2 separate regions of the Mus musculus genome follow, and region 2 is linked to region 1. Evidence: chromatin loops called from intact Hi-C (ENCODE). Cell type or tissue: gastrocnemius. All regions are shown on one strand. Each heading gives the region's core, and the rest is flanking DNA. Links, peaks and the distances in the headings are about the cores only.

What was found. A loop is a pair of places that touch in the nucleus more often than their neighbours do. Peaks named below come from ENCODE experiments on the same cell type or tissue, not always from the same donor. Only the 100,000 strongest peaks of a DNase experiment are listed, where the experiment ranks them.
Region 2: a loop joins it to region 1, with 2.2 times the contacts of the local background. A loop is called at or near these places in 3 of 42 quality-filtered maps.

The regions. Positions count from the first base shown.
Region 1 is chr14:52,076,947-52,081,342 of GRCm38, reverse strand. Hnrnpc (heterogeneous nuclear ribonucleoprotein C) reads left to right here. Exons shown (of 9, transcript NM_001170981.2): 5 at 36-83; 6 at 3,780-3,940. Among named protein-coding and RNA genes, the nearest start is that of Hnrnpc, 25 kb to the left of the region's middle. In gastrocnemius, for the core only: a CTCF peak has its summit at 1,729 (motif pointing right); no DNase peak of the experiment used is centred there.
Region 2 is chr14:52,202,450-52,206,845 of GRCm38, reverse strand. Chd8 (chromodomain helicase DNA binding protein 8) reads left to right here. Exons shown (of 38, transcript NM_201637.3): 31 at 1,042-1,250; 32 at 1,340-2,056; 33 at 2,262-2,413; 34 at 2,667-2,969; 35 at 4,229-4,342. It overlaps Gm26590 (a long non-coding RNA gene), which reads right to left and starts at 1,937. Exons shown (of 4, transcript XR_003951241.1): 1 at 1,851-1,937; 2 at 906-1,265. In gastrocnemius, for the core only: no CTCF peak of the experiment used is centred there; no DNase peak of the experiment used is centred there.

The DNA of each region.
Region 1 (4,396 bases), core at 219-4,218:
AGCTCCAAAATAATCTTTTGAAATTTATCTTTCAGTTCCTCATTTGACTTGGACTATGACTTTCAACGGGATTATTATGACAGGTATGTATGAGGCTTCTCATATGTGTTTATGATGATAGTTAGAAAGCCAGGCACTGACTTTTTAAAGCAATAAAAAGATTCAAATGCTGCTTTCTTTTTTCTTTTTGTTTTTTTTTGTTTGTTTGTTTTTCAAGACAGGGTTTCTCTATGTAGCCCTGGCTGTCTTGGAACTCACTCTGTAGACCATGCTGGCCTCGAACTCAGAAATCCTCCTGTCTCTGCCTCCTGAGTGCTGGGATTAAAGGTGTGAGCCACCACGCCCAACTTCAAATGCTGCTTTTTATGCAAATAAAGTTAATACTTTACCACTATGATGTTTGGAAATACAAATGTCAGGTTTTCTTATGCTAAATAGAGATTGTTGAAGAAGGCATAAGAAAATTCACAAAATCCAATTTGTTTTATTCTTGTGTATTTTCCCACACAGTGATAAGTGCCTGCTAACAAAGTGAGAGGACAAAACACATTGCATATGTACCACAGCAGGGAGAGTCAGAGAATTTTCTTTTCTTATAGGAAACAGTACATTAGTAGCCAAACATAGCATGCATCACAGACATATACTTTATAAGTTTGTGCCTGGTTCTTCCTCCCAGCTCCATGGTCCTTAAGTAAGACTCACACTCAATATATTTACAATACCTTGGCCTTATAGCTAGGCTCTTCTCTGACTAGATCATAACTTATGACCCATTTACTCTAACCTACATTCTGCTATCTGTCTGGCTACCTTTGCTCAAGTGCCATGTGTCCATTGTCACATCTTCCTAAGCAATTCCTTGTGCCTCATATTATCCTAGAATCCTTTCTGTCTGCTGGATGTCTTACCGCCTATTTCCTATTCGATAGGCCAACAGATTTACTATTAATAGATACTACATATATATACAGACATAAGATATTTTCTCTATTTGTGAGGTTAAGCTCTTATATCTACCTCCCAACAACTGGAATTAGAGGTATAGTTACCATTTCTAGCTCTATTTACAATATTCAAATTTTTTTCTCCCTTGTGTTTGGTTTTACTCTTTGTAGCACTTTTTTTTTTTTTTTTTTTTTTTTGGAGACAGGGTTTCTCTGTGAAGCCCTGGCTCTTAACATTTCCTCTAATACACTGTAATTTCCTGGCTTTTGTTTTAAGAGACTACCTCTAACTCTAGCTGGCCTTGAACCCACTGAGTTTGCCTCAGGGATTTAAGGTTAGCACTGTCCCGCTCTTTTTTTTGAAAAACAATGACAAGCTTGGAAGTCTTAGGGATTGAGATAAAAACATCCTGAATTCAGGTACTAGGAAGATTCTAACCGATACTTTGCCCCAACCCTAAATTGGACCTCTGACGAAAGAACACTAATATTGAAAAGATCTCAAAGGACAGTGAGACATGCATAATAAGCAATGCTATTTTTTTTTCTTTAGATTTATTGTGGGCTGGAGAGATGGCTCAGTGGTTAAGAGCACTGCTGCTCTTCCAGAGGCCCTGAGTTCATTTCCCAGCAAACACATGGTGGCTCACAACCATCTTTTGGTGTGTCTGAAAACAGCTACTGTGCACTCATAAATACAAGTAAATCTTTTAAAATGTATATTAGTGCTCTATCTGCATGTATGCCTGAATGCCAGAAGGGGGCATCAGGTCCCAGTACAGATGGTTGTGAACCACCACGTGGTTGCCAGGAATTGAACTCAGAACCTCTGGAAGAACATTTGGTGCTCTTAACCCCTGAGCCATCTCTCCAATAATGCTAAATTTTTTTAGTGCTTGGGCTAAGGTATAAAGCCAGGATATGATAGTGAATTTGTGGTCTACATTAGCCTACATTATTTTTGGCTTGGAAGTCTTTCAGGGAGACTAAAATTTTTTCTTCCCATTAAATATATCATTGATGTTTGTTAACATTTTCTTCCATAGCCTTTCATGTTGTTGTTGTTTTTTTTTTTTTTTTAAAGATTTATTTATTTATTTTATGTAAGTACACTGTAGCTGTCTTCAGACACCCCAGAAGAGGGCGTCAGATCTTGTTACAGATGGTTGTGAGCCACCATGTGGTTGCTGGGATTTGAACTTCAGACCTTTGGAAGAGCAGTCGGGTGCTCTTACCCACTGAGCCATCTCACCAGCCCCAGCCTTTCATGTTTAACCTGCTTAAAAAATGAGAAAAATAAATTCAGATGAAGGATTCCATAAGTCATATAATTGGCACCATTGCTCTTGCATATATTGGGAGACTTCTCTTTGTAGTATAGATGTTTTAGTCTAAACCATTGTACTTTTTGAAAGTGGTAATGACCTTGCTTTTGTTTTGTTTAGACTTGGTCTTTCTTGTGTTTTGTTGCTCCTGGCTTGGGGAGTCTCATGTAGCCCAGGTCTGCCCAAGATCCTCCTTGCCTCAGTCTCTTGAGTGTGGGGTTACATGATTTACCACTACATCTGACTTTTATAGTTTTTCAAAGACTATGTATACCATTCTTAACAGTACTTGGTGAGATGGTTAGTGTTAAGTTCCTGTGACTGCTGAAGCCACATAAATGAGAGATGGTCCCTATAAAACTGTGCATCCTTCTGTAGTACGCAGAGCTCCAGCTCCATTGAACACTGTAAACTTTTCTCTAGATTACTTCATTACCTATAACTTAGTATTGATTAAAACTATCACTTAGCAAGTAATACGCAGATACTCCTGTCCTGTAAAAACTTACTGCTAATTCGTAGTGTAATAGGACCTTTCCTAGTGTTTTCAGCTTGTAACTCAAAAGAAGTAGCTAGCAAACTCTTCCTTGAACCACAGAAATCAATGACACTGAAAGGGGAACAAATTGGTTAAATATAGTAGAGCTGGAGAAAGTAATGTGTTAACACTAAAATTTTTCAATTTTACAAAAATAAATTCAAAACAAAACTTTTTAAAATTAACTTATCTTGGTTCCTCCGAGATGGCTCAGCAGGTAAAATGTGTCTGCCACCAAGTATGATGGGTCATATTTACTTTCCAGGGTTCCATGGAGAAAAAAAATTCACATAAATTATTCTGACTGGCCTCAGAATAATATCTAGAACTTGAATAAAATCAGAACACCTTTTTGTTGTAGTTGACTTTATGTGAATTGTTTAAGTATAAGGTAAAAGCAATTCATTCTAACTTACATTCTCTTAAAATTTCCATAAACTGGAAACAGTCCATTTTTTAAGTCTAGTCAAGCCTATCATTTACTGTATGTGTGAGGGGGGGCTCTTTCCTCTTGCAGCATTTTTCATCAAATTGAGTTTTGAATAACATAAAAAGGAAAAGAGGTGACTAAAACCAGTAATCCTGTTGTTATGCTCTGGTTGTATCTTGAGTTAATCTCTTCTCCTTCCTCTCCCCTCTCCCCTTCCCTCCTCCTCTCCTCTTCTCCTCTCTCCTCTCCTCTCCCCTCCCCCCTTCCCGTCTTCTCTCCTCTCCTTCCCTCCCTTCCCCTCTTCTCTCCTCTCCTCCCCTCCCCTCTCCCCTCCTTCTCCCTCTCCTCTCTTTCGTTTTTCGAGACAGGGTTTCTCTGTATAGCCCTGGCTGTCTGGAACTCACTCTGTAGACCAGGCTGGCTTCAAATTCAGAAATCCGCCTGCCTCTGCCTCGGGAGTGCTAGGATTAAAGGTGTGGGCCACCATGCCTGGCTGGAGTTAAATATTCACTTTGAAGAATTATTTCTTTAACCCACAGGATGTACAGTTACCCAGCGCGGGTTCCTCCTCCTCCTCCTATTGCTCGAGCTGTGGTGCCTTCCAAACGTCAGCGTGTTTCAGGGAACACCTCACGAAGGGGCAAAAGTGGATTCAATTCGAAGAGTGGACAAAGGGGATCTTCTTCCAAGTCTGGAAAATGTATGTTGTTTTTGTTTGTTTGGTGTTTTTTATGCAGCACACTCCACCTCCCAGGTAGTGCTTTTTTTTCCTGGCATTTGTGTGTAAGGGGTGGGGGCCAGTGTTTATTCCTGAGTGTTGATTCTTCTGAAGATGTAGTTGTGGGTGTGAGATAATCTGATTTGGGTGTTGAGAACTGAACTTCCCTGAGAGCTTCTGCAAGTATAAACTAGCAAACTCAACCACTTAGCTACCTATTCTTCCTGTTCTTGAGAAATTGCTAGCATTGACATAACTAGAGTGTAAACTTGAGTCTGGGTGATGTCCACTTAGTAAAGCTAATGCTTCAAGGGTAAGGACCTTGGTTTGTATCCCAAGCATTCATATAGAGCAGACCATCTTAGATGTCTTTAACTTCTCTTAGGCTGACACACAGCCCTGCACCTGCCTGCCACCTAACCTTGCAAAATCAGTGAG
Region 2 (4,396 bases), core at 218-4,217, 130 kb before region 1:
TGGTACAGCAAGGAGTTTGTCATAAGCTCTGGGTCCTGTAGTGAGAGAGCATAGGAGGGGTGATTTTCTTGAAATTCTCACAGATGGAGCAGGAACATGTTGACTACCTTCATCTCTACCTAGTACTTAAGACCTTTGCTGTGGGCTAGGGATATTACAGCGAAAAAACCAATTTCCTTAGGTTCAACAGCCAAGACAATATGAAGATGCCTGTGCAGATATTCTTTAAAATCTCTATATTTGTGCGTGTGTGTGTGTGTGTGTGAGAGAGAGAGAGAGAGAGAATGCCACTTGTTTGTACTTATTCATGGAGGCCAGAAGATGGCATTCGATGCGCTGGAGCTCTAGTTTCAGGCATCTGTGAGCCACGCCATGTGGTGCTGGAAACTGAATGTCGGACTTCTGCAGAGCAGCAAGCAATCTTAACTGCTGAGCCAGCTCTCCAGCCCGTTGTACTTTTTTTTTTTTTTTTGAGATGGTAATGTGGCCCCAGCTGGCCTGAAACTTACCATATAGACTAAGCTGTCTTTGAATTCACCTGCCTGCCTCTTGCTTCCCAAGAGGTGTGCACCACCATGCCCAGAAAATTTTTATTATACTTGCTTTGTGTGCAAGCATGTATATTTTTGACATGTGTGTCTAGTGCCCAATAAGGTCAGGAATGGCATTTCCCCTGGAACTGGAGTTATGGAGAGTTGTTTACCACCATGTGAGTGCTGGGAACCAAACCTATGTCCTCTGCAAAAGCAACAAGTATTCTTAACCACTAAGCCATCTCTCCAGCCCCTTATTTATTTTTTTTAATAAAAAAAAAAAAAAAGAATTCATTGTGAAAAGGATTTAGTATAGGTGTAGACACAGTGTCTGAGTCAAAGGGGATAGCAGAGGCACGATGATGAAAGTACCTGGCAGTTGGCATGCACTTTATAAGAGAGAGCTGCCTGCTGTCCTCACTGTAAGTTTCAGGAATTATAAACCATCCACAGCATAGCCAGGTTTCCTGTCTTCTGGTCACCATTGCTTTCCCTTTCCCTGTCACAGGTGGACAAGGCGTGAGCAAACTGATTTCTACCGAGTAGTATCTACCTTTGGTGTGGAGTATGACCCTGACAACATGCAGTTTCACTGGGATCGCTTCCGCACTTTTGCTCGCCTGGACAAAAAAACAGATGAAAGCCTTACCAAGTACTTCCATGGTTTTGTGGCCATGTGTCGACAAGTGTGCCGCCTTCCCCCAGCTGCTGGTGATGGTGAGATGGTAGAGTCTAGGGTAAACGGGTCTGTGTTGTTAACACATCAACCTTTGGTTAATTTCTTTTCTCACCTATGTTGGTTGCAGAACCTCCAGACCCTAATCTGTTCATTGAGCCCATCACTGAAGAGAGAGCCTCGAGGACTCTCTACCGAATTGAGTTGCTTCGACGCTTACGGGAACAAGTTTTATGCCACCCCCTTTTAGAAGATCGGCTGGCATTGTGTCAGCCTCCAGGTCTTGAATTGCCCAAATGGTGGGAACCTGTCCGTCATGATGGGGAGCTCCTACGAGGAGCAGCCCGCCATGGGGTGAGCCAAACAGACTGCAACATCATGCAGGACCCAGACTTCTCTTTTCTGGCTGCCCGTATGAATTATATGCAGAACCATCAGGCGGGAGCATCAGCTGCATCCCTGTCGCGATGCTCCACTCCACTGCTGCACCAGCAGTGTACCTCACGTACTGCTTCACCATCACCCCTGCGCCCAGATGCTCCTGTTGAAAAGTCACCTGAGGAAAGTACTGTTCAGGTCCCCAATCTGGAGAGTCTGACTTTAAAGTTAGAGGATGAGGTTGTGGCTAGGAGCCGACTCACCTCACAAGACTATGAAGTACGCGTAGGCTCTTCAGATACAGCTCCTCTGTCCCGGAGTGTCCCACCAGTGAAACTGGAGGACGAGGATGATTCAGACTCTGAGCTGGACTTGAGCAAGTTGTCACCATCCTCCTCCTCTTCTTCATCCTCGTCCAGCTCCAGCTCCAGCACTGACGAGAGTGAAGACGAGAAGGAAGAGAAGTTAAGTGAGTGCATGTAACAGATCATGGCCTCCCGATCCCCGCTCTGCTTCTTCCGTTCTGTTCTAAGTGCAGCCTCTTCAGAGAGATTTCAGTTGATAATTGATAAAATGTCAGAGTACCTCTATTATTCATTGGGCCTACTTCACAATACCATTCCAATTTAACATTGTTCTGTTATTTTTGCCCACAAATGCTGTGTGATTTCTAGCTGCTGACCGGTCCCGCCCAAAGCTCTATGATGAAGAGAGCCTTCTGTCCCTTACTATGTCCCAAGATGGATTCCCAAATGAAGATGGAGAACAAATGACCCCTGAGTTGCTGCTACTGCAGGAAAGACAAAGAGCCTCTGAATGGCCTAAGGTACCAGTCTCATTTGCATAAGCAGAGTCCATGCTATCTAAGGGGAATAAGAGATAGTGTTAATACTTTGTTTCTCCTTTGTTTAGAACTACCAATGTTTTTAAGAAGCTCTATAGCTTATTTATGGATGTAATAGTTTTACCTCCTTTCAGTCTTTTCATTGTATCTGGTATAGTAATAATAGCATGATTATGTAGCTGAGGATGGTATAGTGTTCAGATTCTATACATCTTATGTTCTTTTTGCCACTCAGGATCGTGTTCTGATAAACCGCATTGACCTCGTCTGCCAGGCTGTACTCTCAGGGAAATGGCCTTCTAACCGCCGGAGCCAGGAAGTGACAGCAGGAGGAATTTTGGGGCCAGGCAACCATTTATTAGACAGTCCCTCTTTGACCCCAGGAGAAGATGGGGACTCTCCAGTCCCCACGCCACGAAGTGGCAGTGCAGCTTCCATGGCGGAGGAAGAGGCATCTGCAGTCACCACAGCGGCGGCCCAGTTTACGAAACTTCGGCGAGGCATGGATGAGAAAGAGTTTACAGTTCAGATCAAAGATGTAAGCTCAGCATTTAGGCAGCAACAAGTAGGGGAGGAGGTGGGGCCTGTTAGCTATTGTCACGAATAGCACACTAGCACTTGAAGGCCGAGGCATGTGGATCACTAAACACAAGGCTAGCAGTAAGTGCCATCCTATATAGTGAGACTCTCAACAAAAAAAAAAAAAAAAAAAAAAAAAGAAGAAGAAGGAAAAAGAAGGCTTTAATCCCAGCATGTGGGAGGCAGAGGCAGAGCATATCTGAGTTCAAGGCCAGCCTGGTCTACAAAGAGATTTCCAGGACAGCCAAAGCTAAACCAAGAAACTGTCTTGGGAAAAAAAAAAATAATAATAATAATAAAACCCTTATACACATTTTGTTATCTCATTTTGGAAGTCAGAGTACACAATAATCTATTTAGAAAAAAATCTTTAGAGTAAAGGAAGGATGAATTCCTGAAAATTAAACTAAGTGAAACCATAGGTTATTCAATTAGAATCATAATTTTGAGGGAAAAAAATGACCATTTTACAAGGGTCACATAAGACCACCAAAAAACAGATATTTACATTATAATTCATAACACTAGCAAAGTTACATTTATGAAATAGCAAAACAATTTTATGGTTGGGGGTCACCATAACTTGTACTGTATAGGAAGGCTGAGAACCTCTGACAGACAGACAGACATGAGAGAGAGAGAGAGAGAGAGAGAGAACCCACACCATAAAGTCTTACCAGCATAAGTACCAACAGAGAGGGCAGCAAATAGGCATGCTGGCACAGAAGAGGGACGGCTCACAAGGCCTTGACCTTAGTAAAGAACTATAGTCAACTAAAGGCTGCTGAGGAATGGAAGAAATTTTAGTCCTTTGGAGGGAGGTGTATACTGACCAGTTATCCAATAGTAAATGATCAGCCCTGAAAAACATCCAAACAACATATATGCTTGTAACAACAATTAATGAAAAATGAGGCCATGAATTTGAAAGAGAGCAAGGAGAAGTATATGGAAGAGTTTGGAGGGAGGAAAGGGGAGGGGGAAATGATGGTAGTATGTTTATAATCTCAGAAATAAAATGTAATTTTATAAAGGGAACAAAAAAAAAAACCTGTATGGAGGCTATTAGTTAAAGGCATGAAATCTTTCTTAGGAAAAGGTTTCATTCTATATCTGATTTCTGTTCTTCAGTCAGACAGCCAAAGTTCTCCCAGTCTAATCTTTACTGGCTATAAGAATGTTTCATGTGATGTCTTGGCTGGTTGCTTGTCTTCATAGGAAGAAGGATTGAAGTTAACATTCCAGAAGCATAGATTGATGGCTAATGGTGTAATGGGAGATGGACATCCACTGTTTCATAAGAAGAAGGGGAACAGGAAAAAGCTAGTAGAGGTAAGTGGTAGGGAACCAACTACTCATGATTAAATTACCTGGTGACTAGATAAG